2 separate regions of the Homo sapiens genome follow, and region 2 is linked to region 1. Evidence: chromatin contacts called from ENCODE Hi-C or POLR2A ChIA-PET data. All regions are on one chromosome and are shown on one strand. Each heading gives the region's core, a stretch centred on a gene start or an enhancer-like site at or near the end of the contact. The rest is flanking DNA. Distances are from core to core; before and after follow the strand shown. Region 1 overlaps EPG5 (ectopic P-granules 5 autophagy tethering factor). Region 2 overlaps EPG5 (ectopic P-granules 5 autophagy tethering factor).

Evidence for each region. A loop is a pair of places that touch in the nucleus more often than their neighbours do. ChIA-PET counts read pairs that join two places held with the same protein, here RNA polymerase II (POLR2A). Pooled maps may share reads with other maps.
Region 2: a map of IMR-90 shows a loop between it and region 1 (2.2-fold over the local background). The contact joins two enhancer-like sites. A Hi-C loop is called at or near these places in 4 of 168 maps with a recorded cell type or tissue (IMR-90, heart left ventricle, mammary epithelial cell and 1 more) and 4 of 50 pooled maps. POLR2A ChIA-PET finds 5 or more read pairs at or near these places in 5 of 52 experiments (Caco-2, GM12878, Panc1 and 2 more).

Annotation. Positions count from the first base shown.
Region 1 is chr18:45,928,567-45,933,799 of GRCh38, reverse strand. EPG5 (ectopic P-granules 5 autophagy tethering factor) reads left to right here. Exons shown (of 44, transcript NM_020964.3): 12 at 2,970-3,124; 13 at 4,791-4,931. Among named protein-coding and RNA genes, the nearest start is that of EPG5, 36 kb to the left of the region's middle. Within about 2 kb of position 2,626, at least 2 of the 41 ENCODE cell types and tissues checked have a DNase peak (open chromatin) inside an H3K27ac peak, as active enhancers do.
Region 2 is chr18:45,888,601-45,893,833 of GRCh38, reverse strand. EPG5 (ectopic P-granules 5 autophagy tethering factor) reads left to right here. Exons shown (of 44, transcript NM_020964.3): 28 at 3,894-4,036. Among named protein-coding and RNA genes, the nearest start is that of SIGLEC15, 66 kb to the right of the region's middle. Within about 2 kb of position 3,038, at least 2 of the 41 ENCODE cell types and tissues checked have a DNase peak (open chromatin) inside an H3K27ac peak, as active enhancers do.

The DNA of each region.
Region 1 (5,233 bases), core at 1,377-3,876:
ATTTTTAAATGTCTGTATCACTTAAAAGAAAATCATATACTTTAAAAATTATTGGGCCTCTACTGTTTGCAAAGTAGTTTCTGCAGACATTCATGATTTATTTTTTTATTTCCATTTCTTTTTTTTTTTTGAGAATGAGCATTGCCCCGGCTGGAGTGCAGTGGTGCAACTTCAGCTCCCTGCAACTTCCATCTCCCGGGCTCAAGTGATTCTCCTAGCTCAGCCTCCTGAGTAGCTGGGATTACAGGTGTGCACCACCATGCCCAGCTAATTTTTATATTCTAGTAGAGACAGGGTTTCACATTGTTGGCCAGGCTGGTCTTGAACTCCTGACCTCAAGTGATCCACCTGCCTTGGCCTCCCAAAACGCTGGGATAATAGGCGTGAGCCACCGTACTCAGCCTCCATTTCTGTCTCTCTTGATGTCTTTATTCTTCTGTTTCTGTTTTTTTCTTTTATGGGGCTCTGCATGCGTCCTCTTTTGTCCCTTTCTGTTTTTCTTTCTATCTTCTTAGTGGTAGCTCTGGATTCCTTATATTATTATTCTTTGTAAAGTGCTTCTCCACTGTCCTGGGGGCAGTGCTTCTATTAGACCATTGCCGTGGTTGGACCTGGGCTTACGAGTGAGCTAGGTGAGAGGTCTCACAGCCATTGTCTGTCCTCTGGCGGCTATTTCTGTGGTTGAAATAGCTAATACAGAAGCAGACATTTCCTTTGGAAGTGCCTGGGATGGTCAGCAGCACTACTTTGTATACCTGAGTCCTGGGTAGGTCTCCTTTGTAGTGTCATCTCCCTTCATTGCGGACTTACTATCTGCCAGGCTCTGTGTTAGCATGTGGCAGATGGAGCCGATGTCAAACAGCTCAGCTCTGTAGTGGATGTGATTCCAGACCCTGAAGTGGCAGTACCAGCCTTGCCTTGCCCTAGAGCTTTGGATCCTGCTGCTGGAGTTTTCTGTCTGGACTCCAGGCTTCCACGGCACTTTTATCTTTATCTCCCTTAGGGCCTGTATCACCTGACACAGGAGTTAGTGGCACAGTAGAGAAGTTTCATCTGCCTACTATGTTCTAGCTTTGAGAGTGGAGTCTTTGCAAAATTTGATCCTCCTGCTCTAATTTGCTGTTTTTTCATCTTCTCCTTTGCTTAATCTTTTATATATCAATTTTGTTAGGAGGCTTGATTTTTATTGTTTGTGGAAGAATAAGGCTTTCTAACATCTTTTCCCTTCCTCACTTTTTATATTTAGTAAATGCCAGAAGTGCTTATTCTTTATAACCAGTTCTTATTTATCTGTGGTAATAGGAGTAGGGTGAGCTTGAAATCAGTTTCCAGGGAACAAATTTTAACTAGTTTTAACATTTTCTAACTAGCAGATTTCTTAGCAATGATTGTTAAAAACCAGTCTGTTTTAATTTGGCTTCTTTTTGTTTATTTCTAGTCTAATCAACATTCTGACTACTAGTAAAGTGTAGCCATAAGCAAATCTGATGATAAATAACTGTAGAAATGTGTTTGTCCTTATAGTTAATATTTTAAAAGCTAATTAGAAAGTTATTTCACTTTCCCATTGTTTTTTCTATAGAGTTATTTAAAATATAAGGCCTTTTCCTTGATTTGTACCTTAAACATTGTAAGTTTGAATGATAATTCTTTTTTTTCTTTTTAAATATCCTTTCACAATATACGTTAGAATGATCATGCCAATTTTCATTATTCTGGGAATACTTTGTGTAATAATTTCCACTATAAATCCAATTTGGAGATGGAAAATGAAAATTGGTTTGGTAAATGTCCCAGAGTTATTTTGAAAATGCAGGAAATTTGGTGAGCTATCTACCTTGGTTTCTCAAATGTGTAAATATGAAAAGAATTATTGGCTTGTTGCCTTCTTACTGTGAAAAGTTCCATCAAGGATATATATATATATGTATATATTTAATTTAATTTTATTATTATTATTTTTTTGAAATGGAGTCTTGCTCTGTTGCCCAGGTGGGAGTACAGTGGTGTGATCTTGGCTCACTGCAACCTCCGCCTCCCAGGTTCAAGTGATTCTCCTGCGTCAGTCTCCCGAGTAGCTGGGACTACAGGCGTGTGCCACCACGCCCAGCTAATTTTTGTATTTTTAGTAGAGACGAGGCTTCACCATGTTGGCCAGGCTGGCCTCAAACTCCTGACTTCAAGTGATCTGCCCATCTTTGGCCTCTGAAAGTGCTGGGATTACAGGTGTGAGCCACAGCGCCCGGCCAAGCACATATATTTTTAAAATGGGCTTTTTTTCCTTTCTGCTGTAGAACTTTGCATGTAGTTTACTGTCATGTATATTTGTGAATATTGCTTCCTAATGGCAGAATTTAGTATTGCTTTTACAACATCCTTTGTGATATAGGCAAAACATATCACATTTATTATATCGTTTATGACATTCATTAGTATTTCATTTACGGTTATAACTAATTTCTTGCCCCCAGTTTTTCTTCATAAGCAAATCTCTTTTTTTTGGAATGCCCTATTTGTGCCAAGTAGTTGCTAGTATTAGCAGTTTTCATTAGTCAGGTCTTTGTTTGTCTGACAGTTACCAAGTAGCTTCAAGTGTGCCTTTGAAGTTGGCAGTACTGCCTTTGAAGGTGACTGCCTGGTGACAGCAGCAGTGCTTTGCAGTTAACTAAGCACGTCACCAGTGACATGCTATTTAACCTTCTTATTAAGTAACCTTTTGAGACAGATGTGGGTACTGAAGCTAAGAGATGTTAAATGTTTTCTGTGAGGCTACATTATATTTAGAGTTTGTTGGAATTTCAGAGGCCATCTGGTCCAGCCTTATTCCTGATGCCTGTAGAAATCTATTTTGGAACAAAGAAAGACCTTTTGTATCTTTAAATATTCCTAAATCTTTTTCTCTGGAAGAGTGATTAAAAGATATAAATTTATTCTTTCCCCACTCTAATTTTCTTGATATGAACTTGCAGACCCAGAACATTTTACCAACTTTGAGAAGTGTCTTTCTTCTATGAATAGCTCAGAAGAGATTTGCCTTCTGACTACCTTTGCTCAGATGGCTCAGGCCAGAAGAACCAATGTGGACGAAGACTTCATAAAAATTATTGTTCTGGAGATATATGAGGTTAGAATATGAAGTTTTATAAATCAGCTAAAAATGTTTTCTTTTGGATTGTCCATCTGTTGATTTTTTGGGGGATTGCTTTTACAAATTGTGACTTATTTAGCTACTGTCTACACTTCAGAGAAGGGATAGAGAATCAGTGGAACATTATTTTGCTACAGGGATTATTGAAAATGTGAATTATATCCATTCCCCAGTACTTATTATCTTTTGAAATTTGTTGCACCAGTTTCAGTAAGGGAGAGACAATGTGACACAGCCTGACACAGTTTTTATGATGTATGTTTCCCTCGCCCCCACCCCTTCAACTAAACTCTTCCACTCTGGCTAGTAGCAGAAACCTAGCTTCCCAGCCAGTTTAAATGAGATGGTGGGAAGAATATTGAACCTGGAGTTAGGATACCTGAGTTTTAACTCTGCTATTAATTGGCCATCTCACATCAAAAAAGATAACTTATTACCCCAGGCTTCATTTTCCTCATCTATAATATGAAATTACAGGCTGGGAGGAGATCCTTGCATTCTTCATCTTTTCACTGAGCCATCCGTGAAGGTGGAGGGGAGTGAAATTTGGACCCCTGAGCATCTAGGGACTAGCCCAAAGTGGTTACCAAAATGTTCATTGGAGTTTTTTGTATATTTAAAAAGCCTTGCACATTTTACACTTTAAGCTGTCATTTATCTGTTTATCTGCATACAAAATATCTCCTCCAAAGTATTCTAGTGTGCTCAAGTAAAATTATGTTTGAAGATGATTATTTGGGTTTTATTATCTTCCCCTAATAATCCAGTTTGAGAATGACAAACCTGGATGTTCTTTCCAGGATCAAATACTTGATTCAGCTGTTCCTATACTGGTACTTCATAACCATGCATAAAGTTAAGATCTCGATGGATCTGGAATTCAGACTGTCTTCATGATCTGAAAAACTTGGGGAGAGAAGACATATTTTCACAGACATTAAGTGACATTCTCAAGATCTGTTGCTAAAGTAATATTTATGCTCTTGAGTAAAGTTTCCAGTGTTTTGACCAGGAGTCACAATAAAAATTACATTCTATATTACATTCTGATCCTGTGTGTGTATGTACAATTGAAGCAATACTTAATCTACCTGTGATACACTATTACATTTTTCTATTTTATTTTATTCTGTTATTTTTCTGTATATTCCATTGTGTTAAAAAATACCATTGGCATTAATGGATTGTAACATACACTTTGGAAGACATAATTCAAAAGGAGTTGGTAAACAATGTTTTAGAAGGTCTTGTAGTTAGGGTTCTTATTCTGTAGGGGAAGCTAGGCATTTCCATGAAATGCATTCTGATTTTCATCATTGTAGTGATTTCCTCAGATTTAGAAAAGTTTTGAAACTGCAGGAACCATTTTATTGTTACCGACAGACTTTGGGATATACTTTTTGAATCCACACTTGAAGTCATTGTTATAAGAAGTTGCCATTCTCTTATATTCCTCTCCCTGCACCTTTCGGCCTCAGAGTAGACAGTTGCCTGTATGAAGTTTTAACATTTTTTGGAACATAGTGTCAATTAAGGCTCAATGTAAGATTCTTTCTGCTTTGCTTGAAAAAATGATATAAGTGTGTTTTGACTGCTAATTGATATTAAAAGTGCCATCTTCTTCCCCCTTCCCCCCATTTAGGTATCTTATGTCACCTTGTCTACCAGAGAGACTTTTTCAAAGGTTGGTCGAGAGCTTTTAGGGACTATCACAGCTGTTCACCCTGAGATAATTTCCGTCCTTCTGGATAGAGTTCAAGAGACCATTGACCAGGTTGGAATGGTAAGAGCACTGATTTTGTTTGTTTTTGTTTTTTCAAATCTTGGAGTAATGGAACATTGGCAAAAATAGGAAGGTTCTTGGGAATGATCTTGTCACTAGGGGTATAAACAGGATAAAAGGAACTAACATTTACTGTGCCAGCCTCTGTGTCACTCACCACACCAACTTGGGATTAGCTGCTGCTTATAAAAAGATGTGATTGTTTCTCTCAAATCTCAAGGTTGACTTGTCCACCTCGTTCAATAACATATTTTTACTTTACTTATGACCTATAGTTAATTAACAATTTTTATTTCATAATT
Region 2 (5,233 bases), core at 1,789-4,288, 40 kb after region 1:
ACAGTTCATTCCTTGATTGTGCTTACCTTTGCTTTTAAACAACTTAATACTTTCCATACTTAAATACTCAACTTAAATACTATACACTGCTTACTGTATATTTTTACTCTAGTGTAAATGTCTCCCAAATATTCAGTCTTGGGAAGCAGTAAGGATGGTTGCACTGTCTTTCCCAGCCATGTTCACAGTACTTTTTGTCACTTGCTTGGGGCACTCTCATGTCCCTGGTATTATGCTAGGTGCTTTGCTTTCATTATCCAACTTAACTTTTTTTTTTTTTTTAGACAGAGTCTCACTCTGTCGCCCAGGCTGGAGTGCAGTGGTGCGATCTTGGCTCACTGCAACCTCCACCTCCCAGGTTCAAATGATTCTCTCTGAGGAGCTGGGACTACAGGGTCACAACACCATGCCCAGCTAATTTTTGTATTTTTAGTAGAGATGGAGTTTAATCATGTTGGCCAGGCTGGTCTTGACCTCCTGACCTCAAGTGAACCACCCACCTTGGCCTCCCAAAGTGCTGGGATTACAGATGTGAGGCACTGTGCCTAGTTTATCCAACTTAATCTTCACAGAATGAGGATGAGTTCAGAGAAACAGGTTCAGAGACACTGTGAGACTTGCCAAAGTCACATAGCTAGTGAGTAGCTCCATCAGGATTCAAGCCTGCATATGTCTAAATTCAAGACCCCTACTTTTCCCATTCAATATTGCCAGGTCGTTTTGCTTCAGCTGTTTCAGCTGCAGCTTCTGAATACTTGCAGTGTGATTCTGAGCAAGCTGATCATGACAGTTAAATCTCATGTAAATGAATATAGGTACCATTTCATTTTCTCTCTGAGTCTGTATAATAGTATTGCCTTCTTTTTTCAGTGATTAGAGAATTTGTGATCTTAACATTCTAGATTAGATCAGTTTTTAAAAATTAGCTTTATGGGAAATGACTTCAGATTTTAAATATAATTTTGAATGACTCCTTTATAAAGAGTTCAAATTATATCATGAAAATATTTTATTCCTTAATAGATTTTTTCTGGGAAAGAATGTCCTGGAAATTTCCAGCTATCTGCAAGCGTCTGAGCTATGGATAGCTTGTTTGGGGTATACAAAGGCAAATATATTTTATGGGAAGTGAGACATGCTTCTTTCTGTGTTCTCTCTTCCCAGTAGAAGGCTCTAACAATTCAGTGATGTTCCCTGGGGAAATGGGGTGATTTATAATTGGGTTCCTTTTGATGTACTTTGGTATTGTGGGTATGCTTGCTGACCCCAGGATTGATTTATTATCATGTGAAAAATTTGTTAATTCCAAGAAATGAACGATGGAAAAGACCCACTGAGGGCCTCACATTATTGTAAAAACTGGCTGAAGGACATGCTTTGTCCAACTTTTAAATTTAGACAAGGAAACTTTTAAATTTCTGTGTCCACTTAAAATGACTCAAGTGGAGGGGCTTCCACCATGCTACTTTGTTCTATTGTCTACTACTTCTTGTAATTATGAACTGATAGACATTCCATTGCTCTCACCTTCATTGCAGTAAAAAAAGAAAACTTTCAACAGTAGTGGGAACAATAAACAAAAATAAGTAGACTAGAAAATAATAATAATTTGGGGATGTTTTTTGTGAGAGGGTCTAAACTTGCCTAAACCACCTGGTTTTATTTTAGTAGTTTCTACAACATGGAATGGCAGTTGTAAAGTTTGGATTACAGAGTAGTTTTAGTCCTGTCTGCATTTTTCCAGTCAAGTGGTCTCTGGATCCTTTGCCTTTCCACCTCCCTTCATTCTGTGTCTTCCTTCCTTATCTCAGATTCTCTCTTTTCCTGTTTGGCTCCTGTCTCTCCAGGCCAGCCAGGGGATTCTGTGACACGCATAGTCCCGGTCTAACTGTATTTGGTGATGTATTGAACAAAAAGGCTGACTGCAGATACTCCTAATCACATTTTAGGATATTAAACATTGGTCTGTTATTTGAAAGATTTCAAATTTAATTCAGATACTTGTATTGATTTATTATCTAATTAAATGCAAGTAATTTCTTTTTTAATCTTTCATTTCTCCAATAGTAAAAGTTAATTATTGTTAACATTATATGTTCTAGAATATTCACTTTTGTGCATTTTGATGTCACAGAGCTTTTTTCTTTTTTAAAGAAGTTTTGTAAAGATTTTTAATACATTAATGAGTTTTATACAAGAAAGTTATTATTATCACAGTCATAAAAAATAGTTGCTCAGTGTATTGTCAGAGTTATGCTGTGCTGGGGTTCTGGGTAAGTAAAACAAATAGGAAGGACCATTGCCCTTCAGGAACTTTTTTTTTTTTTTTTTTTTTGAGACGGAGTCTCACGCTGTCGCCCAGGTTGGAGTGCAGTGGCATGATCTCAGCTCACTGGAACCTCTGCCTCCTAGGTTCAAGCAATTCTCCTGCCTCAGCCTCCTGAGTAGCCAGGATTACAGGTGCCTGCCACCACACCCAGTTAATTTTTGTATTTTTAGTAGAGACGGGGTTTCACCACGTTGGCCAGGCATGTCTCGAACTCCTGACCTCAAGTGATCCGCGCACCTCGGCCTCCCAAAGTGCTGGGATTACAGGTGTGAGCCACCATGCCTGGCCGCCCTTCAGGAACTTTTATACAGAATTTATGATAATAACCCTGGGCCTCATAAGTGACATAAGAGCCTCAGGTAATAAGTTTGTGAATTATTTACATTATTTATAAAGGATATCTTTAATCATTGCAGTGATGGCTGAAGACTGGGTTTGGGCAGGTGCATGTAAGGAAAAAATGTAGACCTTACTGCTCACCCATGTGTTTGGGGAAGACAGGAGGAGAATGTAGAGTTTAGAACTCTTGCCTTCTAAATGTTATGGTCTCTTCAGCTGTACCTGTAAGTCCAGACTCCCCGGCCTGCATTTCAAAGCCTCTCCAAGAGGGCTCTCTCAGCTCCCCAGTCTGATTTTACTGCACTCTGCAACCCTGGCCAGGCTCCTCCTTCCTGTATCTCTGTCCCATATCCCCCACAGCTGTCATGTCAGTTCTGTGTTTGTGTTGCAATCTGGGCCCAGGATGTCTTCTCTTTTCTTCTGCCTCTATCCACATCCAAAAAATGACATTAAAATTGCATAAACAAACCAGTTATGTATGTCACTATCAGTCAGAGAAAGGGTTTGTTGATGGCTTCTCAAATAAGAAAGGCTAATCTTAAAAAAGGATAATCTTTTGAGTTGAAAAAAATTTAGTTTTTTTTTAAAGAAGCTCAATAAATTCTCCTTGTTTTTCCACCTTTACTGAAAACCAATAAAAATTTTATCAAAGACCAGCTTCTAGGAACCTAAATTGGTGAATTTAGGAATTAGCCAATTGCTCTTTCCTTGGCATGGAGTTGGTTTGGGCATTTCCCCATATTTTATCTTATTTTGTTGTTTGTTTTATGATTATATATATTTTCTTCCTTTCAAAACGACATTTGTGAGCAGCATCTGTGTCATCTTTTTTTAATGCTGGGCACACATGTGTACGCAGCCTGAGTGTTTGGAGTTGAGTGTTTTGTATGTTGGATTGAGAGCACACAGAAGGGCTACGGCTGGGGAGCCATGATCAGCAGTGGAGGGGCTTCCTGTGCTTCAAGAAAAGCCTCAGTGGTGGAAGACATGGGATGTGTTTTTGATGAGGATTTCAGGAGTTGAAACATAAGTGAAATAGTATCCTACAAAAGGCTTTGAACTATTGATAAATTAATTCAAGATCTTACCAGTTTATAAGGCAGTCATATAAAGAGATACAAATTTTGGTATTTTTATAAGACAATAATTTTATTTCAGTTTGAGTCTTCATGGGAAACCTGACACATGGGGGGAAATGTCTTTTGATAACTTTAATTTTTGTTAGTTTGAAGGCATGCATAAGAATGAAGCCATAAGCCAACAGCTTCATGTTTTACGGAAGGAAGTGAAGCAGTTGCAAGCAGAAGCTGCTAAACCACCATCACTTAATATTGTGGAAGCTGCTGTACATGCAGAAAACTTGATCACGTAAGTTTTGCAGGCATTATAATTTGAAATACTGTTTTGTTATCATGAATAGTAATCATACATGCTACTATACCACCACCACCCCTGCAGCACCCACAGGTTAATTTAGTACAGACATCAGCAAACTACGGCCTTTGAGTCAAATCTGGCCTGCTACTTATTTTTATAAATAAAGTTTTATTGCAACACAGCCATCCCCATTTATTTATAATTTCTATGGCTTTTATGCTGCAGCAGAAGGATTGAGTGGTTGTAACAGAGATATAAAGCAGAAAATATTAACTATCTGGCCCTATATAGAAAAAGTTTGCTGACCCCTGAATTGTGAGATGATATAGTGCATTGAAATTCAGTTGTGGAGAGATTTAGTGCTTATGTGTTATATCAAAGTCACATTTACCCAGGAACTTATCCTTGTCAACTCAGATGACTGAACAAAGTTCATAGCACAATTATTTAGGGGAATTAGGACTCTCAAGTGTGGTTGTGAACTTGCATTTGACCATCGTTTTCTTTTGGCTTTCATTGTGGCTTTCTCTCACTGTCCTCTTTCTTTCCAAAGCCACCATGACATGACTTGGGAGGTGGGGGTTGACTCTGCCTTTACTTTAAGGTGACTGACTCCACATTCCAGTTCCAACAGCTGATCCCCTCAGTAGAGTAGGATGGTGTATGGAGGGGAGCATCGAGTCCTTTTGTGTGTTGGGCTGGGGCTCCTGGGAAGGAGGAGACCAGGCAAACAAGAGGTTGATGTTTCTTTTACTGGGAAAGGGACACAAAAAGGTGTGAGAATTGGAAGGGCTATCTTTATTCTAGGATCTTATTCTACACAGAAATCTTTATCTCAACTTTAGTCAGTGTTTTGGATTTTAAAATGTAGAGAAATCAGGGTTTTGTGTTTAAAAAAATTATATAAAGAATACAAAAAGTTAAATAACAAATTATGAATTACATGCAAAATATGAACATTTTTAATAAGGATGAGAATGTTAATTAGTTCTTATAGCTGATTTTTTTCCCCTAGGAGACTATGAAATTATTACTAAGTATTGAAAATCGGCCAGATGCAGTGGCTCACGCCTGTAATCCCAGCACTTTGGGAGGCCAAGGTGGGCGGATCACTTGAGGTCAGGAGTTTGACATAAGCCTGACCAACGTGGTGAAACCCCATCTCTATTAAAAATACAAAAATTGGCC